2 separate regions of the Homo sapiens genome follow, and region 2 is linked to region 1. A link is a contact called in ENCODE Hi-C or POLR2A ChIA-PET data. All regions are on one chromosome and are shown on one strand. Each heading gives the region's core, a stretch centred on a gene start or an enhancer-like site at or near the end of the contact. The rest is flanking DNA. Distances are from core to core; before and after follow the strand shown.

The links. Hi-C counts contacts between places; a loop is a spot of excess contacts on that map. ChIA-PET counts read pairs that join two places held with the same protein, here RNA polymerase II (POLR2A). Pooled maps may share reads with other maps.
Region 2: a map of endothelial cell of hepatic sinusoid shows a loop between it and region 1 (6-fold over the local background). The contact joins two enhancer-like sites. A Hi-C loop is called at or near these places in 8 of 168 maps with a recorded cell type or tissue (GM12878, endothelial cell of hepatic sinusoid, head of caudate nucleus and 5 more) and 8 of 50 pooled maps. POLR2A ChIA-PET finds 5 or more read pairs at or near these places in 5 of 52 experiments (CD8-positive, alpha-beta memory T cell, H1, K562 and 2 more).

The regions. Positions count from the first base shown.
Region 1 is chr7:74,309,718-74,315,026 of GRCh38, reverse strand. The region is part of intron 1 of CLIP2 (CAP-Gly domain containing linker protein 2); the gene reads right to left. Among named protein-coding and RNA genes, the nearest start is that of CLIP2, 23 kb to the right of the region's middle. Within about 2 kb of position 2,191, at least 8 of the 41 ENCODE cell types and tissues checked have a DNase peak (open chromatin) inside an H3K27ac peak, as active enhancers do.
Region 2 is chr7:74,353,003-74,358,311 of GRCh38, reverse strand. It overlaps CLIP2 (CAP-Gly domain containing linker protein 2), which reads right to left. Exons shown (of 17, transcript NM_003388.5): 4 at 4,308-4,432; 5 at 1,689-1,902; 6 at 835-1,032. Among named protein-coding and RNA genes, the nearest start is that of CLIP2, 66 kb to the right of the region's middle. Within about 2 kb of position 3,036, at least 3 of the 41 ENCODE cell types and tissues checked have a DNase peak (open chromatin) inside an H3K27ac peak, as active enhancers do.

The sequences.
Region 1 (5,309 bases), core at 942-3,441:
GGGATTACAGGCGTGAGCCACCACGCCCGGCCAGCTTTGTGTCCTTATGATGAAGCACAGAAGAGCTTATAGGAGCACCAGCGCTTTACAAAAGGGACTCTGGAGAGGAGCAAAGCCTCCAGGCATGATGCTATCTGTTTAGGGGGTCAGGGGGCAGCAAGATGGGACTGGCTGCAGGGGGCCGGAGGGGTGGACAAGCCCCCCACCCCCAGGCCTCTTCCCCACTATCCTATACTCACAAACTTTCCTGCACCCAATGTTTCCAGAAGGCTCACCATGAGCCAGGCCCCATCTCTGCCCCAGAGCTGCAGGCAGGACTCGGCCTCTGCCCTGGGGAGCACCGTCCAATGGGGAGAGAAAATTCAGAGCACCATAGTCGGATGGAGGATTCCAGGCAAAAGCATCCTCATGTCTGGACCTCGGAAACACAGGAAATCTCTGATACAGGAGATGCCCTTGTCTGTCCAGCCATATCTGTGGTCACAGATTTTGAAGAAACCTTTTCTTCACTCATTTTGTTATTATTATTATTTTTAGAGACAGGGTTTTACTCTGTTGCCCAAGCTGGAGTGCAGTGTCATGATCTCAGCTCACTGCAACCTCTGCCTCCTGGGTTCAAGTGATTCTCTTGCCTCAGTCCCCTGAGTAGCTGGGACTACAGATATCTGCCACCATGCCTGGCTAATTTTTGTATTTTTTGTAGATGTGGGGTTTCACTATGTTGGCCAGGCTGGTCTTGAACGCCTGACCTTAAGTGATCCTCCCACCTCTGCCTCCCACAATGCAGGGATTACAGGCATGAGCCACCGCACCCGGTCCCTTTTCCCCAATTTTTTTTTTTTTTTTTGAGACAGAGTCACTTTGACACCCAGGCTGGAGTGCAGTGGCACGATCTTGGATCACTGCAACCTCCATCTCCTGGTTTCAAGCAATTCTTCTGCCTCAGCCTCTGAGTAAGTCAGACTACAGGCGCCCGCCACCAGGCCCGGCTAATTTTTGTATTTTAGTAGAGAGGGGGTTTCTGCCATCTTGGCCAGCCTGGTCTCAAACTGCTGACCTCAGGCAATTCTACCGCCTCGGCTTCCCAAAGTGCTGGGATTACAGGCATGAGCCACTGCTCCCAGCCTACATTTTCCCCATCCTTGGTTCATATGACTTATGTGGGTTGACCCGATTCCCACTCCTAGAGGGGATGCATAATGCAGGCCTGGCCATCAGAGAAGATCAGGTGAGGCGTCTCAGGGCCTAGGCTGTGGCTGAAACCTTTAGGAAGAATTCTCCCTGCTCTGGGGCTGCCTGGGTGTAGGATGGAAGCCAGAAGCTGCAGGGGCCATCCTGGTTACCGCATGGGAGAGCCTGCCAGGGAACGGTGCCAACACAGAGACAGCACAGCTGAGTCCCGAGGAGGGCCTAGATCCAGCTGAGCCTGAAGCTGGCCACTTGGGCTCTTCATTTTTTTTTTTTTTTGAGATGGAGTCTCACTCTGTCGCCCAGGCTGGAGTGCAGTGGCGCAATCTCGGCTCACTGCAAGCTCTGCCTTCCGGGTTCATGCCATTCTCCTGCCTCAGCCTCCCGAGTAACTGGGATTACAGGCACCTGCCACCATACCTGGCTAATTTTTTATATTTTTTAGTAGAGACGGGGTTTCACCATGTTAGCCAGGATGGTCTCGATCTCCTGACCTCATGATCTGCCCCCCTCGGCCTCCCAAAGTGCTGGAATTACAGGCGTGAGCCACTCCAGCTGGAGGCTGGAGTGCAGTGGTACAATTTCAGCTCACTGCAGCCTCAACCTCCCAGGCTCCCGAGTAGCTGGGACCACAGGTGCATGCCACCACCACCATCCCCTGCCCCGGCTAAGTTTACAAGTTTTTTGTAGAGACAGGGTCTCACTATGTTGCCCAGGCTGGTCCCAAACTCCTGGGGTAAAGCAATCCTCCCACCTCAGCCTCCCAAAGTGCTGGGATTACAGGTGTGTGCCACTGTACCTGGCCTTTTTTTTTTTCCTAAACCTATTTGAGGGACAATGTCATTTGCATTTCCAAAAAAATTCTGATGAATACAGATGCCAACCCACAATGCTCGCGTCAGGAATGTGCGTGAGGGCATCCGATGAGTCAGCAATGCTACTACCTGTCCTGGCACATCCGAGTGAAGGATCACTTCCTCCCTCAGACTGGCAGTTTTAAGAGCAGAGGAAAACAAGCTGCCCCCAGGCACACAGCAGTGGAGCCGACATGCCGGGGTGCGCCCACGAGAGCACTGGGCATGCCTGCCAGCCCTGGCCCTCAGGGCTGCTAAATCCAACATTCCAACGCCCCTGGTGCCCCGGGAATTCTGGGGGCCGGGAGTCAATCATGCTGGGGTACAAGGCTGCTCCCTTCGTCCTCAGAACCTGGCCCTCCTGGTGGCTTGTTCAATGAGGGAGCCGGACTGTGAGCTTTGGGCACAGCTCTCCGAGAGCTTGGTTAGGCTGGGTCAGCATTTCCAATGCCAGCAAAGGTGAGTGGGGATGGTCTCTGGTGACAGTAAATATCCCACCTTGTGGGTGACCAAATGAGCCTCCTGCTCCCGTGGCTCAGCTGGGGGACCCTCTCACCTAGGAATTCCAGATGCAGAGAAGGGAGAGCATTGCTGAGACTCAAGTGAGGTGCAAGGAACTCCCTCCGCCTCCTGACCCCCGCCCCCCCACCAGGGCCTCTTCTCTGCCCAAAATCCCTCCCACAGAGAAAACAGTTATAAATCGTATCTAATAACAAACTTTCATTATTTTATTTATTTATTTATTTGGAGACGGAGTCTTGCTCTGTCACCCAGGTGGTGCAATCTCAGCTCACTGCAATCTCCGCCTCCCAGGTTCAAGTGATTCTCCTGTTTCAGCCTCCCAAGTAGCTGGGACTACAGGCGTCCCATTGCCACCACATTGGCTAATTTTTGTATTTTTAGTAGAGATGGTGTTTCACCATGTTGGCCAGGCTGGTCTTGAACTCTTGACCTCAAATGATCCACCTGCCTCAGCCTCCCAAAGTGCTGAGATTACAGGTGTAAGCCATCATGCCTGGCCCGACTTGCATTCTTTTCTTTTTCTTTCTTTCTTTTTTTTTTTTTTTATTCTTGAGATGTGGTCTTGCTCTATCGCCCAGGCTGGAGTGCAGTGACACGATCATAGCTCACTGCAGCCTCCAACTCCTGGGCTCAAGCAATCCTCCCGTCTCAGCCTCCTGGATAGCTAGGACTACAGGTGCACCCTACCATGCCTGGCTAATTGTTTTTTATTTTTTGTAGAGACTGGGTCTAGCTACATTGCCCAGGCTGGTCTCAAACTCCTGGGCTCAAGCAATCCTCCTGCCTCTGCCTCTGGAAGTGCTGGGGTTACAGGTGTGAGCCACCACGCCCAGCCAGGGCTGGTATTCAGGAAACATAATGAACTCTGCAACTTGCTAAGAAGACAACAACCCAATTAAAAATGGGTGAAAGGTTTGAATATACATTTCACCGAAGAAGATATACAAACAGCCCATAAGCACATGAAAAGATGACTAACATCATTACTCATCCAGGCAATACAGATCAAAACAAGAGATACCACTTCCCATCAAGGGAAATGGCTAAAAATTTGAAAAGCTGACAATACCAAGTGCTGATGAGGATGCAGAACAACTGAAATGCTCGTAGTGTTGGTGGAAATAAAAAATGGTACAATCACTTCGGAAAACAGTTGGGCAGTTTCTTAAAAAGTTAAAAATAGTGGCCGAGTGCAGTGGCTCATGCCTGTAATCCCGGCACTTTGGGAGGCTGACGCGGGCAGATCACGAGTTCAGGAAATCGAGACCATTCTGGCTAACACAGTGAAACCCCATCTCTACTAAAAATACAAAAAATTAGCCGAGCGTGGTGGCAGACACCTGTAGTCCCAGCTACTCGGGAGGCTGAGGCAGGAGAATGGCGTGAACCCAGGGGGCAGAGCTTGCAATGAGCTGAGATCGCACCACTGCACTCCAGCCTGGGCAACAGAGCAAGACTCCGTCTCAAAAAAAAAAAAAAGTTAAAAATAGGAGCTCGAGGCAGGCAGATAGCTTGAGCCCAGGAGTTGGAGACCAGCCTGGGCAACATGGCGAAACCCCATCTCTACCAAAAATCCAAAAACAATTAGCAGGGCATGGTGGCGTGTGCCTGTGGTCCCAACTACCTGGAAGGCTGAGGCACAAGAATCGCTTGAACCCAGGAGGCAGAGGTTGCAGTGAGCCAAGATTGTGCCACTGCACTCTAGCCTGGATGACAAAGTGAGACCTTGTCTCAAAAAAAAAAAAAGAAAGTTAAAAATACACCTCCCATATAACCCAACCACCCAAGAGAAGCAAAAATATGTGTCCATAGAAAGTTTTATAAACAAGTGTTCATACCAGCTTTACTCATAACAGCCCAAAAGTAAAATCTCCATCAACCAGTGCCTGTACAAACAAAAGTAGGGCAGCTGTTTTTCATTTTAATTTTATTTTTATTTTTGAGACAGGGTCTCACTCTGTCACCCAGGCTGAGTGTAGTGGTGCAATCATGGTTCACTGCAGCCTGGAAGTTCCTGGGCTCAAGTGATCCTCCCACCTCAGCTTCCTGGGTAGCTGGGACCAAAGGCGAGTGCTACCATGCCCAGCTAACTTTTTATTTTTTGCAGCTGGAGTCTCACTATGTTGCCAAAGCTAGTCTCGAACTCCTGGACTGAAAGGATCCTCCTGCCTCAGCCTACCAAAGTGCTGAGATTACAGGATTGAGCCGCCATGACCAGTCTTCATTTTTATTTTAGAACAGAGACAGGTCTCTGTCACCCAGGCTGGAGTGTGGTGGCATGATCATGGCTCACTGCAGCCTCGACCTCCTGGGCTCAAAGAATCCTCCCACCTCAGCCTCCCCAGTAGGGGACTACAGGCATGCGCCATCACGCCTGGCTGAACTTTTTTTTTTTTTTTTTTTTTTTTTTTTTTTTTTTTTTTTTTGTAGAGACAGGGTCTTGCCATATTGCCCAAGCTGGTCTTGAACTCCTGGACTCAAGCAATTCCCCCCACCTCAGCCTCCCAAAGTGCTGGGATTAAAGGTATGAGCCACCATGCCTGGCCCAAAGTGGTATATTTATATAATAGAATACTTCTTAGCAATAAAGAACTACTGATATGTGCAACATAGATGAATGCTTTTTTTTTTTTTTTGAGATGGAGTCTCGCTCTGTCACCCAGGTTCAAGCGATTCTCCCGGGTTCAAGCGATTCTCCTGTCTCCACCTCCCAAGTAGCTGGAACTACAGGTGTGTGCCACCACG
Region 2 (5,309 bases), core at 1,787-4,286, 42 kb before region 1:
TGGGAGGCCAAGGCAGGCAGATCACTTGAGGTCAGGAATTCCAGGCCAGCCTGACCAACAGGGTGAAACCCCATCTCTACTTAAAATACAAAAATTAGCCTGGTTTGGTAGCAGGTGCTGTAATCCCAACTACTTGAGAGGCTGAGGCAGGAGAATCGCTTGAACCTGGGAGGTGGAGGTTGCAGTGAGCTGAGATTGCACCACTGCCCTCCAGCCTGGGGAACAGAGTGAGACTCTGTCTCATAAAAAAAAAAAAAAAACCCTTGCAGTGGCTCACACCTGTAATCCCAGCACTTTGGGAGGCCAAGGCGGGTGGATCACGAGGTCAGGAGTTCGAGACCAGCCTGACCAACATGGTGAAACCCCGTCTCTACTAAAAGTACAAAAATTAGCTGGGCATGGTGGCACATGCCTGTAATCCCAGTTACTCAAGAGGCTGAGGCAGGAGAATCGCTTGAACCGAGGAGGTGGAGGTTGCAGTGAGCCGAGATTGCACCACTACACCCCAGCCTGGGTGACAGAATGAGATTCCGTCAAAAAAAAAAAAAGAAAGAAAGAAAAATAATAAATAAATAAATAATTAAAAAGCAGGATATACAAGCTTGTAACCAGATTCTGAAAGTAGGTGTATGTATCCTTATACATAGGCAGAAAAGACTGGAAGGAAATTCACCAGGTCACTGAGGCTTATCTCTGGAAAGCGGGGGACAGGTACTGCTTGTGTTATCTTCATATTTCTCTGCACCCACCCCCTCCAGGGTCTCCGCTCTGAGTGGGTGAGACTCTATGAGGCTGGCTGGAGAAGCTCTGCCCCCAGCCCCACCTGCCACTCACCTGCTCATGCTGTGCCTTGAGCAGGGCAATCTCCTTCTCCACCTCGCAGATGTGGCTTGTGGCCTTGGCCACCTCAGCCCGTTCCAGGTCTCGTTCAGCCAGCAGCTGCTCAATGTGCTGCTGCTTCTCCTTCAGTGCCTCCTGCAAGGCCGTGGTGCCCGAGATCTTGCGGGCGTAGCGTGAAGAGGTCTCCGTGAGCTGCAGGAAGGTGTGGATGCAGGCGGGTCTCAGGGATCTGAAGCACTGCAGGGCAGACTGGCTCTGTCCAGCCTAATCTACAGCAACATAGCAGGTGGGAGCCCAAGTGCCTTGACTCCCAGGGTCCTGCTCTTCCCCTGCCAGTACTCTGACATCCTGGCCCCTGCTGACTCACCCAGCGGGGAATCTTGATGTTTGAGATTCAGGAAACTCCCCATCTCAGGAGAGTCAGCTCCTGATAGCCAGAGCCTCTGACTCCCTCACTTTGGCCACTTTTTCCTGGGAAAGGAGGAACCTCCAATCCTAGATTGGGTTTGGACAGAATGCCCTCTGCCCATAGCCACCAAGCAGCCTCCTCTTTTCCCTTCATCCAGGGTTTGATGCCAACCTTTCTGAACTCCCTGCCCTGCATCTGTATAACCCTCCTTAACTTCCAGAGAAAGGCTTAGGGTTCCAATAAATCAGTTATATAAAAACAGCAATAAAGGTAAATGGCTCAATTTTCCCTATTAAAAGATATGCACTTTCTTCTTTGTTCAAAAATCCCAAACTGGAACTAGAGTAAGTCAGGGGCAGACCAGAACACCTGGATCTCTTACATCCTCACCCCTCCCAAACGCACACCAGAGAATCCCCTTCTGCAGCCCCACCCTCACCAGGCCACTGCGGCTGGGCCGACCCCCCACGGAGGAGGCCACAGAGCTGACGGAGCTGATGGAGGAACTGCTGGGACTGTGGGTCAGTGCTGACACACCCATGGCCATACGCTTGGTCTTCTTGGCCTTGGCTGGGCTGGTAGATGGGAAGCCGATACGGATCACTTTGTGGATGGGCGCGAAGAGACCAAACTTGGGTGGGCACTGGAAGTACCTGTGGAAGCAGGAGAGACCCAAGCTGCTGTCACGGCCCCAAAGCCTGGAGAGCCTCCCCTGCCTCCTCTGCCTCTTCAGAGCCTGGCAGAAAGAGAGAAAGACACCTCCTTGGGGCCCATGTGGAAAGACACTCCAAGGTGGAAATCTTCCAGGTGGAGAGATAGGACTCTCAAAAAAAGGATATAGGTGAGTAGGGTCTGAGAGTCTCTGCAGCTGTGAACAGCCAATGAGAATACTCTTGGAAGTAGGAAATAATTACTGGGACCCACTTTGTGCCAGTCTCTTTAAATGAATGCTCATTTCCATCCCCCAAAGTTATCTACATTCACAAATGAGAAAATTTAGGCTCAGAGAGGTTAAATAACTTGCCCACAGTCACACAGCTGGTTACGCAGCAAAGCTGAGACTGGTCCTCCAGTGTGCTGGGCTCCAACACCCGCTAAGCTTGGCTCCCACAGACTGTTCAGAGACCCCAGCCACAGCTGCAGCCCCACTTTCAGGCTACCCTCAGACCATCCCCAGAATGAAGGATTCCCATCAGCTCTCTGCCCACAGAATCCCTGCATAGAGAAGCAAAAGCTTGAAAGAGAAACCTTGGGGTGGGATGGGGACTGCTGTCCAACCCACCCCTGAATTCTGAAAGCAAAAGTGAGTCAAAAGAAACATTCATCTTGCAAACAGGAAGGCAAAGCATTGTTATGGAAACCCTGGATTCTCGTCTTCTGTCAAGACCTCTCTGGTCACGGATTCCACACTGGACCACGAGAACTGGGCCCATCCAGTTTTTTTCTTTCTTTCGAGACAGGGTCTGGCTCTGTTACCCAGGCTGGAGTGCAGCGGTGCGATCATAGCTCACTGCAGCCTCAACCTCCTGGGCTCATGCAATCCTCCCACCTCAGCCTCCCAGGTAGCTGAAACCACAGGTGTGTGCTACTACGCCCAGCTAATTTTTGTATCTTTTGTAGAGATGAGGTTTTGCTATATTGTCCAGACTAGTCTTTAACTGCTGGCTTCAAGTGATCCTCCAGCCTCAGCCTCCCAAAGTGCTGGGATTACAAACATGAGTCACCATGCCTGGCCCCCATCCAGCTTCTGATTCACTTGAAACCGCTGCCCCATTCTGCCTTTTCCCACCTCCAGGTCTTTGTTCATACTGTGCTCTCAGCCCCTGCCTAGCACAGCCTCTCTCAAGCCTCTTCCAAAAGGAAACCCTACCTTCTTTCGAGGCCTGGTCCAAGCCTAGCTCTTCCCCTGTGCCATGGTGACCACTCCTGCTCAAAGCAGTCACAGCCTCGTCTCAACCACAGACTCCAGTACAGGGACTGCACAGGGACTCAGGTGGCCTCACCTTAGTCCACATCCGTGACAGACATGGTCCACTTACCACATCACTCCCCCACCTACCATAAGCCCAGACACAGCCTTAGACCCTCCTAACCCAGCAACGCCAGCAGTCAATTCCTTTTCATCAGAGATGCTGTGAGACCTGGAACCCATCTGTGAGGCCTGCCTCTGGCCATATAGCGCTGGGCATTGTCTGATTATTTCATGTGTCATTCAGGGGACCCCAATGCCAGATGACAGGGACTGCTGCCTCACCTTTTATTTATTTATTTATTTATTTTTTATTATTTTTTTTGAGACAGTCTTGCTCTATTGCCCAGGCTGGAATGCAATGGCGTGATCTCAGCTCACTGCAACCTTCGCCTCCCGGGTTCCAGCAATTCTCATGTCTCAGCCTCCCAAGTAGCTGGGACTACAGGTGCATGCCACCATGCCTGGCTAATTTTTTTGAGACAGAGTCTCACTCTGTCACCCAGGCTGGAGTGCAGTGGTGCGATCTTGGCTCACTGCAACCGACGCCTCCCCAGTTCAAGTGATTCTCGTGCCTCAGCTACCTAAGTAGCTGGGATTACAGGCGTGTGTCACCATGCCCAGTTAATTTTTTGTATTTTTAGTAGAGACGGGGTTTCACCATGTTGGCCAGGCTGGTCTCGAACACCTGATCTCAAGTGATCCACCTGCCTCAGCCTCCCAAAAGGCTGGGATTACAGGCATGAGCCACTGCACGCAGCCTCCCTCTCCTTTTTGAGGGCTCCCACCCCACTTAGACATGAGTGACACAAAGAAGAGAACACGGGGACAGATTCTCTTGGCGCTTGCCTGTGACTGTGCGACCTTGAACAATGACCTCCTGGCCTCCATACTCTCATCTGTAAAATGGGATGATAATCCCACTACCCAGCTTAGTGGGCTGTTGGGAAGGAGGGAATGGGAAAGGACTTATGGTGTCTGACACTACATGCTGGACACTCGCTTCCTCCAATGTCCCATCTCCATCCCCTGCGCCCACCCTGGGGAGAGGAGCCCCCTCCCATACTCCCCAGAAGAAGCCCACCATACCTGGTGCCCGCCACCGCCCCATCATTCTTCCCAAGGGGCTCGTCCAGCTCCACGCCACACCACTCGCCCTTGGCAAAGTCTGTCTCCCCCACGTACCGCACCACGCCAGTCTTCGTCCCGCCAACCTGTCGGCACACAGGGAGACTCAGGTCTAGAGGATGCAGTGGCACAGGCAGAGATGGCAGGGGCACCCAGCCCAGGCTTATCCCATCCATCCCTTCCAGCATGCAGAGGACACGGGAGCCAGGAGTGGGGAGGGAGAGACACCTAAGGATGATTGAGATGGAGACAGGTTAACCAGTGCCTCCCAGGGCTGACACAGGCAAGGGCACAGGCTTTGAAGACAGACACACAGACCTGCATTCAAACTCTGTCACTTAGAAGCTGTGTGTGCCTAGGCAAGTTATCTAACCTCTCTGAGCCTCAGCATCTTCATCTGTAAAAGGGTTTTCGGGGCTGGGCATGGTGGCTCATGCCTGTAATCCCAGCACTTTGGGAGGCCAAGGTGGGCAGATCACCTGAGGTCAGGAGTTCAAGACCAGCCTGCCCAACATGGTGAAACTCCGTCTCTACTATAAATACAAAAATTAGCCGGGCCTGGTGGTGGGCACCTATAATCCCAGTTACTCGGGAGGCTGAGGCAGAAGAATGGCATGAACCCAGGAGGTGGAGCTTGCAGTGAGCCGAGATTGCGCCAGTGCACTCCAGCCTGGGCAACAGGGCGAGACTCTGAGTCAAAAAAAAAAAAAAAGGGTTTTCGTGAGAATTAAGTACTGTATATACGGTGTCTAGTATATACTAGAGCTTCAATAAATGGTAACCCTAAAAGCAGTTTTTCTTTTTCTTTTTTTTTTGAGATAGGGTCCTGCTCTGTTGCCTAGGCTGGAGTGCAATGGTATAATCATAGCTCACTGTAGCCTCAAACTCTTGGGCTTAAGCAATCCTCCCACCTCAGCCTCCTGAGTAGCTGGGACTATAGGTGTGTGCCACCATACCCAGCTA